4 separate regions of the Homo sapiens genome follow, and regions 1, 2 and 3 are each linked to region 4. A link is a contact called in ENCODE Hi-C or POLR2A ChIA-PET data. All regions are on one chromosome and are shown on one strand. Each heading gives the region's core, a stretch centred on a gene start or an enhancer-like site at or near the end of the contact. The rest is flanking DNA. Distances are from core to core; before and after follow the strand shown. Region 1 holds the start of DKKL1 (dickkopf like acrosomal protein 1). Region 2 holds the start of MYBPC2 (myosin binding protein C2). Region 3 holds the start of FTL (ferritin light chain). Region 4 holds the start of IL4I1 (interleukin 4 induced 1).

Region 1 (3,058 bases), core at 542-3,041, 530 kb after region 4:
GCTTCCCTGCATAGGCACCTTGTCGATCTGGAGGTGGCTGGAGAGGGTGTTGTTCCCCAGCTGGTGCTCCTGGTTCTCCTCTTTGTGGTAGTTCCCAGGGAGGCCCCGGAAGTCCATGGGGGCAGAGAATAAGCTGTCTATGCCCCGAAGCAGGTTACCCTGGGGCCGGAGGAGGGACTGGTGAGCTGCTGGACCTCACATCTCCTCAGTACAGCCCCTTCTGCAGCCCTGCTAGGATGCTCCCGAGGCCTTGCCCCAAGTCCCTCCCATCCCCTTTACTTTCTGCCCTCTGATACTTAGGGCCTAACCTCCGGCCTCCATCCCCCATGAATTCTCTCTCTATTCTCAGTCCCATTGCCTTACTATCCCTGTTCCTCTTCTGTCCCCATCCCCCTCTCCTCCTGTCTCTTTCCCCAGTCTCTTGTCTCTGTCCCATCTCCTCTCTCTTTGCCTGTTACCTTTCCTCTCTTATTTATGCACGTATATATTTATTTGTTTAGAGACAGGGTCTCCTTGTTCTGTCATCCAGGCTGGAGTGCAGTGGTGCTATCATGGCTTACTGCAGCCTCGACCTCCTGGGCTCAAGGGATCCTTCTGCCTCAGCCTCCCAAGCAGCTGGGATTATAGGCGCATGTACCTGCAACTATTTTTTATATTTTTTTGTACAGATGAGGGTCTCACTATGTTACCCAGGCTGGTCTCCAAGTACTGGGCTCCAATGATCCTTCTGCCTCAGCCTCCCAAAGTGCTGTGATTATAGCCTGGGCCCAGTCCCTTCCCTCTTCCTATCTCTTGGTCTCCCTGTTGCCCTCTCATCCTGTCTGTCCCCCTGCCTGGCCCTGAACCATCTCCCACTCTGTGTCCCTGAACCTCTTCTCAGTACTTCTTCCCCCATCCCCCCGCCATCGCTTACTTTCAGGAAAAGTCGGCTGAAGCCTTGGAGTAGGCTCTGGAGGCCTGTGAGACCCAAGGAGCTCTCTTGGGCGTCAGCATCATGGATAGGAGCTGCAGCGGAGGGGATCACCAGGGTAGAGAGGAGCAGCAGCAGGACCAGCAGATGCCGCCTTGCGGGGGCAGGTGGGGAGGCTGTGGCAAGGGTCGGGGTCAGAGCCCCGCACAGTGGCCACGCCCCCACCCAAGACGCCCCTCTCCAGCACCTTGCCCAGGTCGCCTCCCCAGTTCAGGCAACTCCCACACCGCGCTCATTTCCCCCACTGCTTCTTTCTTCTACTCCCACACCCTCCACCTTGCCAGGCCCCGTCTTCTCCCAGGTCTGGCTCTTCTGGGTTCTGTCTCATATGCTTTTTTTTTTTTTTTTTTGAGACCGAGACTCTGTAGTCCAGGCTGGAGTACAGTGGCACAATCACGGCTCACTGCAGCCTCGACCTCCCCGGGCTCAGGTGATTCTCCCACCTCAGCCCCCCGAAGTAGCTGGGACCACAGGCGCGCGCCTCCACGCCCGGCTAATTTTTGTATTTTTTGTAGAGACAGGGTTTCGACATATTGCCCAGGCTGGTCTCGAACTCCTGATCTCAAGCGATCCGCCCACCTGGGCCTCCCAAAGTGTTGGGATTGCAGGCGTAAGCCACAGCACCCGGCCTCATCCAATGGTCTTTTCCTCACTTTCGCCCACGTTCACCACCAGATCTCAATCCTCACCTTCTCCCATACCCCGCCCCTTCTTCTGGGCTCCGCCTTTATGCTAGACCACAGCCCGGGTCACCGGACTCCCGGATTCCGGCCGCCCACGTACTGTTAAAGCCAAACAGTTATGGTCTCGAGCCCAGGTCTGGTCTAGAGCGTTGGTTGCGCTCCGCGAGCCGTAGCCACGCCCCTATTGTCTGACCACGCTCCAAACTTGCCGGCCTCACCCAGGAGCCCGGGCCTCTACTCCATGACCACGCCCTTGGTGACACAGCCACGCCCCATCCTTCGTTCACCACACCCCTTAAGCCAGAGCCGTGAGTTCATTCCCTGGCCACGCCCACACAGTCAGACCACGCCCACGTCAGTTGACCTCAGTCCTGGAGACCAAGTCCTGGAAGTCCTGGCGGTGTTCTCTGATTGCGGCCCTCGTTTCGGAGTCCCGCCCAATCGCAATGGCCACGCCCCTTGGCTGAAAGCCACGCCCCTGCACTGGGCCACGCCCCTGCACTGGACCACGCCCCTGCGTCCCAGATCTTGCCCTCATCACCCCAAGTTCCAGTCCTAGGCTCCTCCTACTGGAGACACCGGAGTACAAGCATCCCTTTTAGCTCTCACTCTAATTGTGTATCTGTTTCGGAACCTTTTCTCCGTGTCCCTTCTGGTTTTCCCGCTCCCGCTCCACTAAAAAGTCCCGTTGTCTCCGGAAACCCTAAATCCAGTCTTATATTTCATCTTCCAAGGAACCCAGAATCAGACTTCCTTTTCCCTGAGGACCTCAGGTCCGGACTCCCGCCCCCTCTAGTCCCGTAATTTTGAACACGCAGCCTTTCACCCTTAAGGGACCGGGCCCTAAGCCATCTTCCCTCAGGCACCAAAGCTCTCTTCCCCGTCCCGGGACAGCCGCCAGCCGTCTCCAGTCCACTAGCGCCTGTAGATGAGGAATCTGCACCTACGTGGGCCTCCAATAAACTCCCGGTGGTCCTGCCCACGACTCTTAACTGTGGTGAGGTCACAAGGAAACCAGGTCGTCATAGGAATCAGTCAAAACCCATCCCCAGACCCCAATCCTCAAAAAAAAAAAAAAACAAAAAAAACAAAAAACAAAAAAACCAAAAACCAAACAGAAAAAAAGAAAAAAAACCTCAGGGCTTAACAGTAAAGACTCTTTGTATTCGTATCACTTCCGCACCCCCAATACACAAACACGAGGGTAGCCGGGATTCCAGGCGCCTAGCCCCGTCCCCTCTCAGACCTAGGAGCCCATATCTCTCTCCAGCCGCTTCCTCTCCCAGACCCAGGAGTCCCAGCCCCCAGACCCAGGAGTCCCAGCCCCCAGCCTCTCCTCCCTCAGATCAGGGGTTTCTGGCTCCTATCAGCCTTTTCCCTCCGACTTGGAGTCCGAACCCCCAAT
Region 2 (3,006 bases), core at 298-2,797, 540 kb before region 4:
TAATCTTTATACCCACAATCACCCCATATCCTACAGAGAAGGTCCCTTGGAATCTATTTTTTGTTTTTGTTTCTGTTTTTTCCCAGCAGGGTCTCGCTCCGTCTCCCAGGCTGGAGTGCAGTGGCAAGATTTGGGCTCACTGCAACCTCCGTCTCCTGGGCTCAAGTGATCCTCTCACCTCAGACTCCTGAGTAGCTGGGACTACAGGCACACCCCCACAAGCCCAGCTAATTTAGTATTTTTTGTAGTGACGGGGTTTTGCCATGTTGGCCAGGCTGGCCTTGAACTGCTGGGCTCAGGTGATCCACCCACCTTGGCCTCCCAAGGTGCTGGGACTACAGGTATGAGCCACCGCACTGGGCCATTTTTGTTGTTGCTGTTGCTTGTTTTTTAGAGACGGGGTCTCACTCTGTCACCCAGGCTGGAGTGCAGTGACGTGATCACAGCTCACTGCAGCCTCAACTGCCTCCTAAGTATCTGGGACTACAGGCATGCACCACCACACCTGGCTGATTTTTAATTTTTTGTAGAGACAAGGTCTCGCCATGTTGCCCAGGCTGGTCTTGAACTCCTGGCCTCAAGCAATCCTCCTGCCTCGGTATCCCAGAGTGCTGGGATGACAGGCGTGAGCCCCTGCACCTGGCTCCCTCTGAGTCTTCACTCAGAGAAGTGGCCCAGACCCTGCCCAGAGGATGCCATCCCCGGATGTGGAGAATCCAGTCACATGCAAAGACCTCCCAGTCTGGCCGGGCTCGGCGGCTCATGCCTGTCATCCCAGCACTTTGGGAGGCTGAGGCGGGTGGATCACCTGAGGTTGGGGGTTTGAGACCAGCCTGGTCAACATGGCGAAACCCGTCTCTATTAAAAATACAAAAATAGCCAGGCATGGTGGCGCAGGCCTGTAATCCCAGCTACCCCAGGCAGGAGAATTGTTTGAACTCAGGAGGCGGATGTTGTAGTGAGCCGAGATCGCACCAATGCAGTCCAGCCCCGGGGGCAGAGCGAGACTCCATCTCAAAAAAAAAACCAAAAACCAAAAAACAAAAACAAACAAAAAAACCCAGTCTACACACACAGACCCCCATCCCCATCAAGCAAAAGGAACCCAATTTACAACCAGAGAATCCCATCTCCACCAGAGATGCCCCCCCAATCACTTATAGAAAAAGAAACACCCTCCCTGCTGAGTGAAGGGGATCCCTCACCCCACACAGATATGAGACCCACCCCATCTCATACAAGGAAGGAAACTCCTGTCACAAAGGGAAGGGACCCTCTTCCCCATGCAGAGTCGAGACCCTCACCCTAAACTGATGCGGGAACCCCCATCCCGCACAGCAAAGGGAGCCTCCTCCTCACACAGCGAAGGTTCCTCCTTCTCCCAACCCTACAAACAGAGGGGTCCCAAATCCCCATCCAGAAAAGAAGAGCCCCATCCCCACACAGGGAGGGGGTCCTGGCGCCACCTGGTTTTGCCTCAGGCATGTCGGGGGACCTCCTCCTGCTCCTCTGACCGCAGCCGCGTCCCGCTAGGCCCTAGGGAGGACAGGTGGGCCCCTAAGGGGAGCCTTTTAATGAGTCCTGAGACTCCCAGAAGGCTCCGGGAGACATCAGACCACAGGGCCGCCCCACATTCCGCCCGCATGTTCTAAAGGGCGAGAAATAACAGCTGGACCTAGGGAGATGGCTGAGAGCCAGGTCCCCAGGGAGGAGGGGCTGGGGCTCGGACACCTGGGTCTGAGGGAGGAGGGGGCTGGGGCTCGGACTCCAGAATCTCAGGGAGGAGGGGACTGGGTGCTTGGACCCCTGAGTCTGGGAGCAGAAGCAACTGGGGTCCCAGATTCTTGGGTTCCCTAGAAAGGACGAGCGCCTGGACGCCTGGGTCCCGGGAGAAGGAAGAGGAAGAGACTGAGGGTCTCAAGGGGGTAAGGGCTGCGGGCCAGAGCTCTGGCATGAAGCAGGGAGGGGAGGGACAGGGTCTAGGAAGCCATTCTTAGCATCTGCAAGTCAGGAGTTTTCGGGAAACCGGAGCCGGGAGGGAGGGTCCGGTTTCCTAGCGTAGGCAGGACGGCGGCGGGGGGAGGAGGTCCCTGCGCCTCCGGGGAGGGCGCCGCGGCTCTGGGACTCCGGAGTTTCGCGCCCCGGGCGTGGGCAAACCCAAAGAGCTGGGGCCCCGGCCATCTGGGACCCCGGACTGGCCGCCGCCCCTCCTGGGACCGCTCCCCGCGACTCTTCCCGGAGCGGGCACGGCAGGCACCGGACGCGGGTAGGGGGTGGGCGTCCCCGGTGGGGGCGGGTGGGAGGCTGGGAAGGCCCTGGAGGGCTGCCCGGACGTTGGCGCCCTTCCCGGCAGGGGGACCTGTGACTTTCTGAATGGGGTGGCTCTGGACGCGGCGGGGAGCCGAGGGGGCGGGGCCTGGGGAGGGGCGGGGCTTGGGGACACCAGGTGTTGTGGGGAGGAAGGAGGGAAAGGGTGTTGGGGACTTAGGGTTAAGGCTGGGGGACTGCCTGGCTAGTAACGCAGCGTGAGGGACCCGGTGTGAGGAAAACAAGTCCCTCCGCTTTTTTTTCCTGTTCATCTTCCCCCTCCTCCTTTTCCAAAACCCCCTACGAGCCGGAAATTTCTCCGCCTCCGGGGAGCGTCCAGCCAATCCGGCGTCAGTTCCATGTGATGTCACGGGTTGCCAGGCAGACTGCCACTGCGCTCCCGCGAGCCCCGCTAAGTTGGGGAGGGGCCCAGGCCTGCAGTGCCGCGGCCACCTGAAGCCTCGCGTCCCTCGCTGCCAGCCCGAGGGCTCAATTCAGAGGGAAGGGGACAGACACCCAGACGGAAGGGGAAGCGGGGAGGAGGTGGAGAACTTCAGTTGGCAGGAATAGAGGAAGACATAAACGGAACCCTCTGTGCCTGCGCGTCAAGCCTCTTATTTCTCGGCATTAAGGTTCAGATAGGTTTTGCTGTATGGTGTCTTTGTGATTTGTTTGTTTGTTTTTGAGACAGGGTCTCGC
Region 3 (3,370 bases), core at 820-3,319, 930 kb after region 4:
AATGACGCCATCTCAGCTCACTGCAACCTCCGCCTCCCAGATTCAAGCGATTCTCCTACCTCAACCTCCTGACTAGCTGGGATTACAGGTATGAGCCACCACACCCAGCTAATTTTGTATTTTAGTAGAGACGGGGTTTCTTCATGTTGGTCAGGCTGGTCTCGAACTCCTGACATCAGGTGAGCGACCCACCTGGCCCCATAATCACTCGTTAAATAGGGCTGTTTCTGGCTGAGACCTAACATCTGTTTCTAGATACCAACCTAGGTCTTAATTCAACTCCCTGGAGTCTATCTCTACCATCTGGGAGGGACAGTTAACAGCCAGGCAAGCAGAGAACCCTCAGGTTCAACACTACCCAGATAGCCTCTTGTCTTAGGACAGTTAAGAAAATGGGAGATGGGGCCAACTCCTCTTTCACTGGCATCCCAACCCAGCCAGAAGCTTTATGAGAACAGATCCCACCTCATCTTCCACACCACACACAAAACCACCAGCTGCATCAAAAAGCTTTATTTCCATTTGGTCCAAGGCTTGTTAGGATAGTTAAGAAAGCTGCCTATTGGCTGGAGGGAGAGGCTTAGGCAGAAGCCCTATTACTTTGCAAGGGGCCCTTCAGAAGTCGCTGGGCTCAGAAGGCTCTTAGTCGTGCTTGAGAGTGAGCCTTTCGAAGAGATACTCGCCCAGCCCAGCCTCCGGGCCACCCAGCCTGTGGAGGTTGGTCAGGTGGTCACCCATCTTCTTGATAAGCTTCACTTCCTCATCTAGGAAGTGAGTCTCCAGGAAGTCACAGAGCTGAGAGAGAAGAGGGAGAAATTAGAAACCCAATCCCTGGAAAAGAGGGGGAGAGAGCAGCCAGTTGCAGATTAAAATGTGACAGGTGTGAAATGAGGCTCTGAAGGAAATTTGCCCAAAGGGAGCAGAGGCTTGAGGGGTATGGTTGGGTAGCCATGGATGCAGCGGGTACGTACATGGGGGTCCGTGCGGGCAGAACCCAGGGCATGAAGATCCAAAAGGGCCTGGTTCAGCTTTTTCTCCAGGGCCATGGCAGCTTTCATGGCGTCTGGGGTTTTACCCCACTCATCTTCAGCTGGCTTCTATATAGAAGGGAGAAATGGCTCAGAATACACACACTCGGCACATAGAACTAAACCTACATTTCCCAAGAGTCGTTGGGGGTCAGAGGCCCAGGCCACAAAGACATGTGACAGCTTGTATTTATCACTCTCCGCACCCTGTCCTAGCTCTTACAGCTATACGTCCCTAAGACCACGCAGCGGTGTGGACTGCCGCGTGTTGTGGGCACTGCACGAGGTGCGCCTCTATTTCCAGCGGTTAAGAGGGCTCACAAGACCGAACTCAATCTCCCAGAAGCCCACGCGACACCTACGCCCTCAAATCAAGGCTCCTCGCGCGCACGGCCTGCTGGGAGATGTAGTCCATTACCCACACACTAGTTACCTTGATGTCCTGGAAGAGAGCGCGGCCGCCACGCTGGTTTTGCATCTTCAGGAGACGCTCGTAGCCCTCGCGCTTCTCCTCGGCCAATTCGCGGAAGAAGTGGCTCACGCCTTCCAGAGCCACATCATCGCGGTCGAAATAGAAGCCCTACGGGAAGAGATGGAGGCAACAATGGTTAGCGGGAGGCGAGGCCAAGGGGACTCCGCCCTCTGTTTACCCGACCGCACAAAGAAGGCTGGCGCGTGCAGTGAGGGCCGGAGGTGCGCAGCTGGAGGAAATTAGGGCCAGGGGCGTCCTGGGGACTCACCAGAGAGAGGTAGGTGTAGGAGGCCTGCAGGTACAAATTGACCAGGCTGTTGACGGCTGCCTCCACGTCGGTGGAATAATTCTGACGAATCTGGGAGCTCATGGTTGGTTGGCAAGAAGGAGCTAACCACAAAAACGGTGCTGGCAGGTCCCAGAAGCAGGAGATGGCCGAGAAGATGGTCCCGGAGGTTGCAAGCGGAGAGGAAATCGGAGGGCGGTCGGAGGCTGGAAGAGAGTCCCCGGATCTGTTCCGTCCAAACACTGTTGAAGCAAGAGACAGACCCGCGGGACCGCCGAACTGCGAGGGGACGTGGCTAGGGCGGCTTCTTTTATGGTGCGCCGGCCCTCGGAGGCAGGGCGCTCGGGGAGGGCTAGCGGCCAATCTGCGGTGGCAGGAGGCGGGGCCGAAGGCCGTGCCTGACCAATCCGGAGCACATAGGAGTCTCAGCCCCCCGCCCCAAAGCAAGGGGAAGTCACGCGCCTGTAGCGCCAGCGTGTTGTGAAATGGGGGCTTGGGGGGGTTGGGGCCCTGGGGCTGATTCTGGAAATGCAGGGGTTCGTGGGCGGGAGGGTGGGGGCTGGGGTCCCTCTGGGAGGCTAGAGTTTTATGGGAGCACTAACAGCCCTGTGAACTGATGACCCTGGGGTCCTGGGGTGCCTCGGGAAAGTAAGATTCTGGGGTTTCCGAGGGCATGGATTTTTCTGGAACCTTGAGTGGGGGGAGGGGCACCTCAAAGGTGCAGGGAGGACCTGTAGTTGCCTGAGGTTTGCGCTGCGAGATAAGGAGTCTCCGGATCCTTGGGAAGCTTGGAAGGCTGTGAGGTGTTATTTCTGGACCCCTGGAGATCTCTGGAAGATGGAGTGTTGCGGGGACTGGAGTCCTGGGATTTACAGGGGTGGGGGTTCACGATGCAAACTCTCTATATTTTGGAGCCCTCCCCGGGGAAATCTTTAGGTTCTTGAGGTGCTCTGCAAGTTGGAAAGGGCAGTTATTCTGGAGCCGTGGGTTTCACCCAGTGCGGGAAGCCCAGGAGGAGCATTGTATGAGGTAGGGTGACTTCTGGAACCCTGGACAGCCCTCTGGAACCCTCCAAAGATGGGCTGGGACTTTGGGGATACCTTGGAGCTCTTTCAGGGGCCCAGGCTTTTTCTGGGAGTGGAAATGGGGAGGAATGAAAAGTCTGTTTTGAGCTTTGCGGTGTCTCTGGGATTGCATTTCCTGGAGGCTGTTTTGGAGACAACTCACAGACTTCGAGAATTCTCCGTGGCCCTGAACAGTGTCTCTGAAGTTGCCCTCGTGTCTTGCCTGACGTGTGCTCCTTCAGGCCCACAAAGAGAAGCCCTGCGTTGTGGACAAACAGTCTGGGGACCTATGGACGAGACGTCTGTCTTCGACTAATGCATATTTTTTAAGTGGGCCTGGTCCACGTTGATTTCTGGGAGACGGAGTCGGCGCAAACCTTGACTCTACTTAAGTGCCCTGATGGAGGCAGCCCGTGCGCTGGGCAGGGAGCTGAAGCCACTGGGGTGTGGGGTGAGGTCAGGCCCTGCCCTACAGAGGAGCTGCTCCGAACAGCCCAGGCGGGGCAGCCCCTGACCGAGG
Region 4 (3,067 bases), core at 72-2,571:
TTGGGACTACAGGCGTATGCCACCATGCCCGGCTAATTTTTATATTTTTAGTAGAGACGAGGTTTTGCCATGTTGGCCAGGCTGGTCTTGAACTCCTGACATCAGGTGATCCGCCTGCCTCGACCTCCCAAAGTGCTGGGATTATAGGCGTGAGCCACCCCTGGCCCTCGTCACTATTTTTGCTGACCCAAGCTCTTTCGGTCCCTGAACTCTCCAGCTCTTTGATCATTTCCCTTTGCCACGGCCTCCCGCCCCTGCGTCACATGCCTTGTTACTCACATTCACCCCCCAGCCCCTCCCGGCCATAACCGCATCCCTCTTTGATTTACTGCGGGAGTTTCCCATCTTCCTTCTTGTTAATGCCCTCCAACCCCCACCCAACCCTTGCTGCAGAGAATCTGCCTCCCTCTGGTTTTCCTCCTCACGGAGCCCCTGGCTCCCTCTCCCCCACCCCAAGGAAAGTCCCTGCTATTGTTTCTCCACCCCCACCCACTCCAAGGTGCCGCCCCACTCCCTGCCCTGAGCACTGAGGTGGTTCTTAAAGCAGGGATGGGTGAAGCCTGGGCGCTTCCCTCTGCCGGGTGGTCACTCATAGAACCCCTGAGTGCCCCTGCGGCCACAGCAGCTGGCATTTCCAAAGGAGCAGCTTCCAGTACTACCCCAGGTTCCGGCCACAGAACTTAACCTGGATTCACTCACTTGATCCTAAAACACTGTGACGTCTGTAGACGTCATTTGACAGCTGTAGACGAGAGCCACAGAGGGGAGGGCGGGCTCAGAGCCCACGTCCTGACCCCGGGACCACGGCTGCCAGCCCCACTGCTACACCCATGTAACGGAGGGGGAGACTGAGGCTCTGGGTGGCAAGTGGAGAGGGAAGTGGAACCATGGGGGGCCCTGCAGGACATGGCGACACCTGACGGAGAGGGACTTGGAGGGGAAAGTTGGCCTGGCCCAGGGACCTGTAGCCCCTCTGTCCCCGTGGGAATCAAGGAGGCAGAGAGAGTGCAGGGGAGGATAGAAACAAGTGGCCTGGTGATCAGGGACGGGGGCAAACCGAAGGGGATTCCCCGTTGTTGGCACGGTTACCTGAGCATCTATTTCTGGCCTCCAAACCACCCCAGAACTATCTGGGGCAAAAGGAAGTGAATAGACTGATTAACTTCCTCCAACCCCCTTTCTCCAACCTCAACTAGACTCTGAGCATTGGACCAGAGCAGCTCCAGGAAACCAGTTTCATTTCCCTCGGCCAGTTTCCCAAAAGGAGGGGTGGGCGGGGCTCTGCCAGTTTAAGGGGAGAGAAAGGGCCACAGCAGAGACAGTGGAGGGCAGTGGAGAGGACCGCGCTGTCCTGCTGTCACCAAGAGCTGGAGGTAGTGACACGGCCAGTGGTGGGGGGACAGAGAGACAGGACCCACAGAAATAGGGACTGAGAAGCAGTCAGGAGCTGGGGAGATGAGGAAGAGGGAAAAGAGGCCGGGCGCGGGGGCTCATGCCTGGAATCCCAGCACTTTGGGAGGCCGAGGTGGGTGGATCACCTAAGGTCAGGAGTTCGAGACCAGCCTGGCCAACATGGCGAAACCCCGTCTCTACTAAAAATACAAAAATTAGCCAGGTTTGGTTATGGGTGTCTGTAATCCCAGTTACTTGGGAGGCTGAAGTGGGAGGATTCTTGAACCTGGGAGGCGGAGGTTGCAGTGAGCCAAGATCTTACCACTGCACTCCAGCCTGGATGGCAGAGAAAGACTGTTAAAAAAAAAAGAAAGAAAGGAAAGAAAGAGGGAAAAGAAGAGAAAGAGACAGGAACCCGAGAGAGCTGTGGCAGAGGTGGAGACCGGTGAGGAGGGAGGCAGGGACGGTCCAGGGGACTCTGAAGGAATGGGGTTAGGGGACACAGGTCCAGAGAGCAGGACAGTGACTGGGGGAGGGCCGGCTCTAGCAGCTGGGCAGCCCATGGGAGACAGAGTCAGGCTACAGTGGTCACAGGCCTCAGTCACAACAGCCCTCCCTTCTCCTCCACCCCAGACACCATCTCCCACCGAGAGTCATGGCCCCATTGGGTGAGTAAGCAGGGGAGGGGCTCTGGAACAAGTGAGTAGAACCCCTCTCCCCCGACCTGCCACAACCCCGTTGACCCTGTCCTCCTCCTCCCAGCCCTGCACCTCCTCGTCCTCGTCCCCATCCTCCTCAGCCTGGTGGCCTCCCAGGACTGGAAGGCTGAACGCAGCCAAGACCCCTTCGAGAAATGCATGCAGGATCCTGACTATGAGCAGCTGCTCAAGGTGGTGACCTGGGGGCTCAATCGGACCCTGAAGCCCCAGAGGGTGATTGTGGTTGGCGCTGGTGTGGCCGGGCTGGTGGCCGCCAAGGTGCTCAGCGATGCTGGACACAAGGTGGGAAGCACTGCTTGCAGTCTACCTGGAGTCCCTCCTGCTGCAGGCTGGAGTCCCTGGGCACAGGGACACGGCCGCGTTCCTCCTTGAGGGGGTGGAGGTGGGGATGTGGGGGGAGAGGCTATCTTTCCCTGTAGTCTGGGGGTGAGGCCCAAGCCCCCTGCTGTCACATGTCTCCACTGAGAGGCCCCAGACTTTCCTGTCCCACGTTTTTCATCCCAGAGGGAAGTCTCACTGGCTCAAAGCTCCTCTGTCCTGGGGTGGGGCGCCTGTTGGTGGAGAGGGAAACTCTACCAAGGGGATGTGTGCCCTGAGGTCTAACCACTGACCTACTCACTGCAATCCGAGAATGAGAATGGGCCAGCCCAGGGGCTTCTACGCATATGGGTCATCTCCGAACTCCCCGAGCTGGGAAGTCCCTTTGCAGTCTAGCTGGCAGCCTTCCTCCTGCAGTCTGGAACTGCTCACTCAGTTCTGTTCCCCCACCTCCATACAGAAGGGGACCCTCTCCTAGTCTGGGTCTGGGCCACTGTGGGGATGGAAGAAGGCAGGGGGCTGGCACGGGGTGGTAGAGGGCAGGGGATGGTCAGTGGGTGGAGCTGAAGGGCCCTCCTCGCCCCACGGACTCCCTCAGGTCACCATCCTGGAGGCAGATAACAGGATCGGGGGCCGCA

The links. A loop is a pair of places that touch in the nucleus more often than their neighbours do. ChIA-PET counts read pairs that join two places held with the same protein, here RNA polymerase II (POLR2A). Pooled maps may share reads with other maps.
Region 1: a pooled map shows a loop between it and region 4 (4-fold over the local background). The contact joins the promoter of DKKL1 here to the promoter of IL4I1 in region 4. A Hi-C loop is called at or near these places in 1 of 50 pooled maps. POLR2A ChIA-PET finds 5 or more read pairs at or near these places in 2 of 52 experiments (RWPE1 and activated T-cell).
Region 2: a loop to region 4 is called in a map with no recorded cell type, with 5 times the contacts of the local background. The contact joins the promoter of MYBPC2 here to the promoter of IL4I1 in region 4. A Hi-C loop is called at or near these places in 1 of 37 single-sample maps with no recorded cell type and 4 of 50 pooled maps. POLR2A ChIA-PET finds 5 or more read pairs at or near these places in 1 of 52 experiments (activated B cell).
Region 3: a loop to region 4 is called in a pooled map, with 4 times the contacts of the local background. The contact joins the promoter of FTL here to the promoter of IL4I1 in region 4. A Hi-C loop is called at or near these places in 1 of 50 pooled maps. POLR2A ChIA-PET finds 5 or more read pairs at or near these places in 2 of 52 experiments (Caco-2 and activated CD4-positive, alpha-beta T cell).

Annotation. Positions count from the first base shown.
Region 1 is chr19:49,362,610-49,365,667 of GRCh38, reverse strand. It overlaps DKKL1 (dickkopf like acrosomal protein 1), which reads right to left and starts at 1,791. Exons shown (of 5, transcript NM_014419.4): 1 at 1,660-1,791; 2 at 914-1,086; 3 at 19-159. The coding sequence starts at 1,669.
Region 2 is chr19:50,431,433-50,434,438 of GRCh38, reverse strand. It overlaps MYBPC2 (myosin binding protein C2), which reads right to left and starts at 1,547. Exons shown (of 28, transcript NM_004533.4): 1 at 1,467-1,547. The coding sequence starts at 1,485. RefSeq lists enhancers at 1-168, 983-1,741 and silencers at 2,091-2,310, 2,341-2,430.
Region 3 is chr19:48,964,008-48,967,377 of GRCh38, reverse strand. It overlaps FTL (ferritin light chain), which reads right to left and starts at 2,069. Exons shown (of 4, transcript NM_000146.4): 1 at 1,769-2,069; 2 at 1,462-1,608; 3 at 972-1,097; 4 at 499-795. The coding sequence starts at 1,870. The coding sequence ends at 643. RefSeq lists an enhancer at 1,780-1,829, a silencer at 2,080-2,239 and a cis regulatory region at 3,170-3,370.
Region 4 is chr19:49,895,141-49,898,207 of GRCh38, reverse strand. IL4I1 (interleukin 4 induced 1) reads left to right here and starts at 1,321. Exons shown (of 8, transcript NM_152899.2): 1 at 1,321-1,373; 2 at 2,026-2,060; 3 at 2,155-2,393; 4 at 3,028-3,067. The coding sequence starts at 2,048. RefSeq lists enhancers at 212-391, 2,786-2,835.